Linked DNA regions of Homo sapiens: region 2 is linked to region 1. The links are chromatin contacts, found by Hi-C in ENCODE. All regions are on one chromosome and are shown on one strand. Each heading gives the region's core, a stretch centred on a gene start or an enhancer-like site at or near the end of the contact. The rest is flanking DNA. Distances are from core to core; before and after follow the strand shown. Region 1 overlaps ULK4 (unc-51 like kinase 4). Region 2 overlaps TRAK1 (trafficking kinesin protein 1).

Region 1 (3,530 bases), core at 981-3,480:
AAATAGCCTCCAATCAGGGCACACCTGAAGTCTTCCTTCTCCCACTCCCCTCCTTGCCTTTAAGTCTCTGCCAAATGCTAGTGATGTTGGCCAACTTCTTTGCCATAGCAACTCTGAAAAAACAACCTGTTTGTTCTCATTTGGTTGGTCTTTGTTGATTTCTACCCACCAGTGTAAGTCATAGAATATAGCCCCTTTTTAATAATTAAATTTAGAAGACTCACAAATTCTTGGTATGTATACCAGACTTTATTGAGAGTCTGGAGTAATGGAGGGTTTATAGCAGCAACACCAACAATTTAAAATTGAAGTATATCTGTTTTTAATCATCTTCAATCACTTGCAACTTTAACTTTTCTCTGCACAGCAAAAGAAACTACCATCAGACTGGACAGGCAACCTACAAAATGGGAGAAAATTTTCGCAACCTACTCATCTGACAAAGGGCTAATATCCAGCATCTACAATGAACTCAAACAAATTTACAAGAAAAAAACAAACAACCCCATCAAAAAGTGGGCAAAGGACATGAATACACACTTCTCAAAAGAAGACATTTATGCAGCTAAAACACACATGAAAAAATGCTCACCATCACTGGCTATCAGAGAAATGCAAATCAATACCACAATGAGATACCATCTCACACCAGTTAGAATGGTGATCATTAAAAAGTCAGGAAACAACAGGTGCTGGAGAGGAGGTGGAGAAATAGGAACACTTTTACACTGTTGGTGGGACTGTAAACTAGTTCAACCATTGTGGAAGTCAGTGTGGCGATTCCTCAGGGATCTAGAACTAGAAATACCATTTGACCCAGCCATCCCATTACTGGGTATATACCCAAAGGATTATAAATCATGCTGCTATAAAGACACATGCACACGTATGTTTACTGCGGCACTATTCACAATAGCAAAGACTTGGAACCAACCCAAATGTCCAACAATGATAGACTGGATTAAGAAAATGTGGCACATATACACCATGGAATACTATGCAGCCATAAAAAATGATGAGTTCATGTCCTTTGTAGGGACATGGATGAAATTGGAAATCATCATTCTCAGTAAACTATCGCAAGAACAAAAAACCAAACACCGCATATTCTCACTCATAGGTGGGAACTGAACAATGAGAACACATGGACACAGGAAGGGGAACATCACACTCCGGGGACTGTTGTGGGGTAGGGGGAGTGGGGAGGGATAGCTTTAGGAGATATACCTAATGCTAAATGACGAGTTAATGGGTGCAGCACACCAGCATGGCACATGTATACATATGTAACTAACCTGCACATTGTGCACATGTACCCTAAAGTATAATAATAATAAAATTAAAAAATAATAATAATTTTTAAAAAAGAAAAAAAAAACTTTTCTCACAGGCCTTCTTCCTTCACAAGCTCTGGGCTCCTATTCTGCTGCCTAACTTTTTGGCTTCTAGGCAGCCCTCCTCTTTGTTTCTGCCTCCTTTCCTCTTTTCTTAGCTCTCCCACCAACCAATACATTTTTATTTCTTATGCAGACAAATTTTAGCTACTCTGCTACCCCCATCCCCTTTCTTCATCCAGGGTTCTACGCCACTCCCCAGTCCTACCTACAAAAGAAAGAGAAGCTCAATACAGACCATCCATGGCCTCATAGTTATAGAAAGGCCAGGCATATGTTTCCAGGTAACTGCTTTTCTGTCTTCAACCAGACCACCTTTCCAGGACAGAGCACCTATATGCAAAAGGGGGGTACTTCCCTCATAATCCAAGCTCATAATGTTATAGCAGGTAGTCAGGCAGACATGAGCAGGGCAGGAGAGGGCACCCCACCCCAACCAGGAACATCAGGCAACATCAGGTGATAGGCGGTTGTTAACTGTCTCTCTAAAATTATTGGTCACAGTCAGTGCTAGGGAAAGGCAGTCTCCCTAGATAGAAACACCTGAAACTGGTGATCAGAAGCTTCCTCGTAAGATCTAAGGAGTTAGGTGACTGGGCTCAACATGTGCACTAAGAGGCAAAATGGCAGAGTTTGGTATATGACCTTCTAGGAACATTCTAGTGGTAAAGGAAGAACTGCCTCAAGTGAGCATGTGTATAACTCCAGTAAACACAGTGCACATGCAGCCCCTGCCAAGTTCTGGAGGCCCCTGCACATACGAACAACCCACCCCAAGGGAAGCATCAGGGGGAAAGAGATGCAGACCCTGGAAGCATGCCAACATATAAAGCCCCAAGTCCAAGGTCAAACCACAAACTTGAGTCTCTCAAGTTGCCCACTTGGCCCTCTTCCAACTGTACTTTACTTCCTTTTGTTCCTGCTATAAAACTTTTAAATAAACTTTCACTCCTGCTCTAAAACTTGCCTTGAGTCTGCCTATGCCCCCGAGTCAAATTCTTTCTTCTGAGGAGGCAAGAACTGAAACTGTGGCAGACCCATACGGATTTGCCACCACTAACAATACCTCCCCCAAAGATGGGAAATTCTCTCTTCCAAATATCCATTTTAAACAGTATTATCTATTTATTTATTTCCTTTAACATCCATTGATTTTTATCTAAAGTAGTGGCTAAATTGTCTTAGGACCTGAGAAATTTCAAACCCGTTAACACACCAACACAAAGAATGAGTTAATACTACACTTATTGATTAATCATGTTACAGGATGTTTGGAGAGTGCAGTCTGATACATGATGAACCTCAATCTGCATTTTGAGAAATCAAATTAAAATTGTACGCTTTAATGACAACCCAACACCAAACAGCAACAATGCAGCAAGACAATAAAGAACAACAACAAAAAAGGACAAAGCCCTAAAAATTATCTTCATCAAATCACTTCTTTTTTTTTTTTTTTTTTTTTTTTTTGAGACTGAGTCTCGCTCTTTCACCCAGGCTGGAGTGCAGTAGTGCGATCTCAGCTCACTGCAAGCTCTGCCTCCTGGGTTCACGCCATTCTCCTGCCTCAGCCTCCCAAGTGGCTGGGACTACAGGCGCCCACCACCGCCCCCGGCTAATTTTTTGTATTTTTAGTAGAGACGGAGTTTCACCGTGTTAGCCAGGATCGTCTCGATCTCCTGACCTCGTGATCTGCCCGCCTCGGCCTCCCAAAGTGCTGGGATTACAGGCGTGAGCCACCGCGCCGGCCCATTAAATCACTTCTAATTCATAGTGAGAAAACCACGACGACACAATCTGACACAGTATATGACAGCAAACATGTTCTAAACCTTTGAGTGGGCATGGCTTTGCTCACTGGTACGGGGTCACCTTATTAAAATAGAGACTGAATCATTGAGACAATAGACAATGAGTACCTTTTTGCTGCTGTGGAGTTGGATAATTTGCTCACCAATGTTCTGCCCTTCCAGAATCTTCCACAGAATTTATACATATACGTTATATATTTATATATACTACTATATGCTACATATTTTATGACATATATAATATATATTTAATGGTATTAAAATAAATACCATTGCACCCTAATCAAGCTCCTCTGTACCAGTGATCTCTATTATAAAATTCTAT
Region 2 (3,844 bases), core at 253-2,752, 430 kb after region 1:
CTAATGTCCTCTTTGTAATTTGTGGAATCACAACTTTTGTGGTATGGAAAGTAATTACTAAGACTGAATCTCTGAAGATGTTCAGCTAAAGCTGTAAACTGCATAGTCCCTTGATAGAGAGGAATTTTCTAGAAGGTTGTCTGTCAGATACCACTTACAAAGTATCACATACATCTCCAGCACCAGTGTGGCCTATGTATGAGTCTTTATTCCTGCCCTTTAATCCTTATAATTTTAAGAAAATGGAATTGTTTCCAAGTCTGTACAGAATGGTTTCCAAGTGGCTGAGTAGGTGAGGAGTGTTGTCTTGTGAAGTCATTAAAACATTGCTGTGGGTTTGCAGTCACTGCCATGGGTAATGTGTCATGAGAGAGGGTTATTGCCTCTAGCCAGAGCGCCTGCCTCCCCAAGCATAGCCAGGGGTCATGCTCTGCACCCACCTCTCTGATGGCCAAGTGGAAAGTTGGTGGGTAAAGAAATGGAGTGGGAGAGGGACAGGGAGGAAAAAAATAAAAAAGATGGACCTCTGTATGGTGGCCACTATTTGATGAGCGAAGGTCCCTTTTCTTGTTCTTTGTCACCTTTAATGTGGTCTGTAGCATTCTCTGAAGTCCCAGAGTGTGGCGCCAGGATGGAAGTCCCAGTGTGCAGACTGGAGGCATGCATGTTTAATCTGGCCCTCAGTATTCAACATTTAGAAATCAGGGACTCTCATAAAAATACAGATCCCTGGTCTCTTGGGTGGAGTCAGCATGTCAAGGACTGGGGGCGTCACCGGGAAGTGCTGTGAGTGGCGGCTGCCCCCCAGACACAGCCCTCAGAATGTGCAACTCTTGCTCTCACCGCTCAGAGAAATTTAGGGTATGAAGAAAGCTTTTCTGCAGCCACTTACCTTTGTTCTACAGAGGAAGAAACTGAGTCCCAGGCATATGAACATGTGATTTGCCAGAGTGATAGGACGAAGTTGAGGGGGCAGAACCGAGGCTGGGCGTCCTTTCTCCAAACTCTTGAAACTGTGCTCCTGGCCGGCACCCAGGGCCTCTCGGCTTCCAGCAGGTGGCAGTTGTGGTGCTGGTTTCCTGCCATTGCCTCTTTCTGGCATTCCTTTCCTCCCTCTCCTGTTCTTCTCTCCTCCTTTGCTTTTGCTTGAGCTTTCTCTCACTAGGTTTTTCCTCTTTCTCTCTCCTGTCTTTTATTCTTCCCTCTCCCCTTGCTGTTTTCTCAGATCTCCTGCCAACTGGGTGAGTGTCTAGGGCTACTTTCCTTCTAGACAGCTCTTCTGCACACTCTGCTCACCTTGCAGCTACTCAGGTCCCTGTTCTCCTGGGCTTAGAGCCCTCAAGCTCCAGCGTGCAGGCACGAGGCCCAGAAACCCTGTTGGAATGATCGCACTCCCTCTCTGGAGGTGGCCACCACTCAGAGCATTTAACTCCTCTGTGGAGGAGGAGGTCCCTTGATCCTAGATAGGCTGACTTCTTCTGAGAGTCCACATATCTGTATTTCTTCTTTTCTTTTTTTTTTTTGAGACTGAGTCTAGCTCTGTCATCAGGCTGGAATGCAGTGGCCTGATCTCGGCTCACTGCCCAACCTCTGCCTCCTGGGTTTAAGCGATTCTCCCGCCTCAGCCTCCCGAGTAGCTGGGATTACAGGCACGTGCTGCCACGCCCAGATAATTTTTGTATTTTTAGTAGAGACGGGGTTTCACCATGTTGGCCAAGATGGTCTCGATGTCCTGACCTTGTGATCCGCCCACCTTGGCCTCCCAAAGTGCTGTATTTTTATTGTTTTTAGAGGGAGTTTCACTCTGTCGCCCAGGCTGGAGTGCAGTGCTGCGATCTTGGCTCACTGCAACCTCCACCTCCCGGGTTCAAGCAGTTCTTCCTGCTTCAGCCTCCCAAGTAGCTGGGATTATAGGCGTCCACCATCACGCCCATCTAATTTTTTTTTTTTGTATTTTTAGTAGAAACGGAGTTTCACCATGTTGGCCAGGCTGGTTTTGAACTCCTGACCTCAAGTGATCTGCCCGCCTCGGCCTCCCAAAGTGCTGGGATTATAGGTGTGAGCCACTGCGCCCCGCTGAGATCTGTATTTACATGAGGTTCTCTGAGTGTTAAATGTTGGACACTAATTTAGAGCTATTGCCTTTGCTGTAAAATGTAAGCATTGCCTCAGGCACCTGGCAGGTTTTGTGAAGCTGGCATGTCACCTGAGAATCAGTGCAAATCCCTAGACGGAGGAGTCTCCTCCTAGCCGCTCTCTGCAGGTGAGGATCTAGCCCCAGTCAGGTGGAGAATGGACACAGCTGCTTCTGCAGCTCTGCACCTTCCAGGTGCCAAGCAGGCTCCAGCACACTTTCTTCACTCCCTGGTGGCCCTAACTGAAGCCCACATCCTGGGTAGGAGGGTCCATTCCAAATCTTACGCCTTGGGAAAAACCTAGGAAGGGTTATACCTCTGAAGAGGTAAAGAGTCCTTTTAGGTTATTTTACTTTCAAAGTGATGTCATAAGAATGGTAGGTATTGGATTGACATCTGCTGAGCAATTGAGGGGACATTTACCATCCCATGGGACTTTCCTCTATGCTGGATAAAGACCTAGGGTGATACTGAGGTGGGTTTGAAAAGACCTTGACACTAGATGGCTCCACCTGCCTCATGTTGCAGGCTGGGCATGTGTCTGTCCTGGACAGGCAGGGGATTCACAGACTAGTCCTGCCACCGGCTGCTGCTCTCTCCTTCCCTTGTTCCATCACTCTTCTCACACTTACTGTTGCCTGGCAAAGTAGTAAGGGCTGGGCTGAAGGTAAGGTGGATAATTCAAAGCCTTTTCTCTTGAGGGGCTCACAATTAGTAGGGAAGAGCCACAGAGAATACACTTCTAACATCGTAGTGAAGTCATTTATGTACTGAGAACTGTGGAAGCCAGAGAAGAGAGGTTAAGGGAGGCTTTGCAATAGAGAGTGACATTTGAATGATATTTTAAGATGGAGTTTGCTAGGCAGTGAAGGGCATTCTAGGGAGCTAAAACAGCTGGTCTAAAAACTCAGATTTGTGAAAAAAATGTGTTTGGAAAATGGTGAGAAGTTGGTATGCCTTAAGTGAAGGGAAATTGGAGAAAATAGCAGAGGCTGGGCTTGATAAGAAAGGCTGTTAGGGTGTTGAGTTAGCTGCTTTAACAGAGACCAAAGTAATTGGAACTGTAGCCTCAATAAGGTAGTTGTTTATTTCTTTTACTTTTAAAAGTTCAAGTGGAAGGAGGTCCAGGGTGTTTCAGGCAGCTGAGGTAGCTCTGGTCATTTCCTGGGCATTGCCTTTACTAATTTAGCTAAGCATGGCTCCAGCACCAGGCCAACTCTGCAACTGGACAGACGGAAAGGGCATGACTTGGAAGTTCTGTTACATCCTGTTAACCAGGCATGTGGATACACCTTACTGCAGGGAAAGCTGGGAAACACAGTTTTTAGCTGGTTGGCCGTGGGCCCAGCCACATCTTGGGGGTTGCATGACCAAAAGGAAGAAGTGGCAATTGCATACTGGGAAACACTCAGTAGCCTCTCCTGTAGAAACGTAGAGGCAGAATGATGAAGCACTTTATAGGGAGCTGGGAGGTTTTTAAAGAGCAATAGTATGATTTAAAAAGCTCTTTGAGAGAATGAGATGGGAGGGTCATTTGAGGTCAGGAGTTCGAGACTAGCCTGGTCACCACAGTGAGATTCCATCTCTATTTAAAACAAAAAATAAAAAAATAAATAAATAAAAAGCTCTTTTCCAGAAATGGCACCAGCCACAATGTGGCCGGCCACCATGGGGCATTACAGTAACTGGGCAAGGAGGCGATGCCGAGG

Evidence for each region. Hi-C counts contacts between places; a loop is a spot of excess contacts on that map. Pooled maps may share reads with other maps.
Region 2: a loop to region 1 is called in a map of K562, with 3 times the contacts of the local background. The contact joins two enhancer-like sites. A Hi-C loop is called at or near these places in 2 of 168 maps with a recorded cell type or tissue (K562 and endothelial cell of umbilical vein), 7 of 37 single-sample maps with no recorded cell type and 2 of 50 pooled maps.

What each region holds. Positions count from the first base shown.
Region 1 is chr3:41,689,106-41,692,635 of GRCh38, forward strand. All of the region lies in intron 27 of ULK4 (unc-51 like kinase 4), which reads right to left. Among named protein-coding and RNA genes, the nearest start is that of ULK4, 270 kb to the right of the region's middle. Within about 2 kb of position 2,231, at least 2 of the 41 ENCODE cell types and tissues checked have a DNase peak (open chromatin) inside an H3K27ac peak, as active enhancers do.
Region 2 is chr3:42,116,314-42,120,157 of GRCh38, forward strand. All of the region lies in intron 1 of TRAK1 (trafficking kinesin protein 1), which reads left to right. Among named protein-coding and RNA genes, the nearest start is that of TRAK1, 27 kb to the left of the region's middle. RefSeq lists an enhancer at 2,799-2,888. Within about 2 kb of position 1,503, at least 19 of the 41 ENCODE cell types and tissues checked have a DNase peak (open chromatin) inside an H3K27ac peak, as active enhancers do.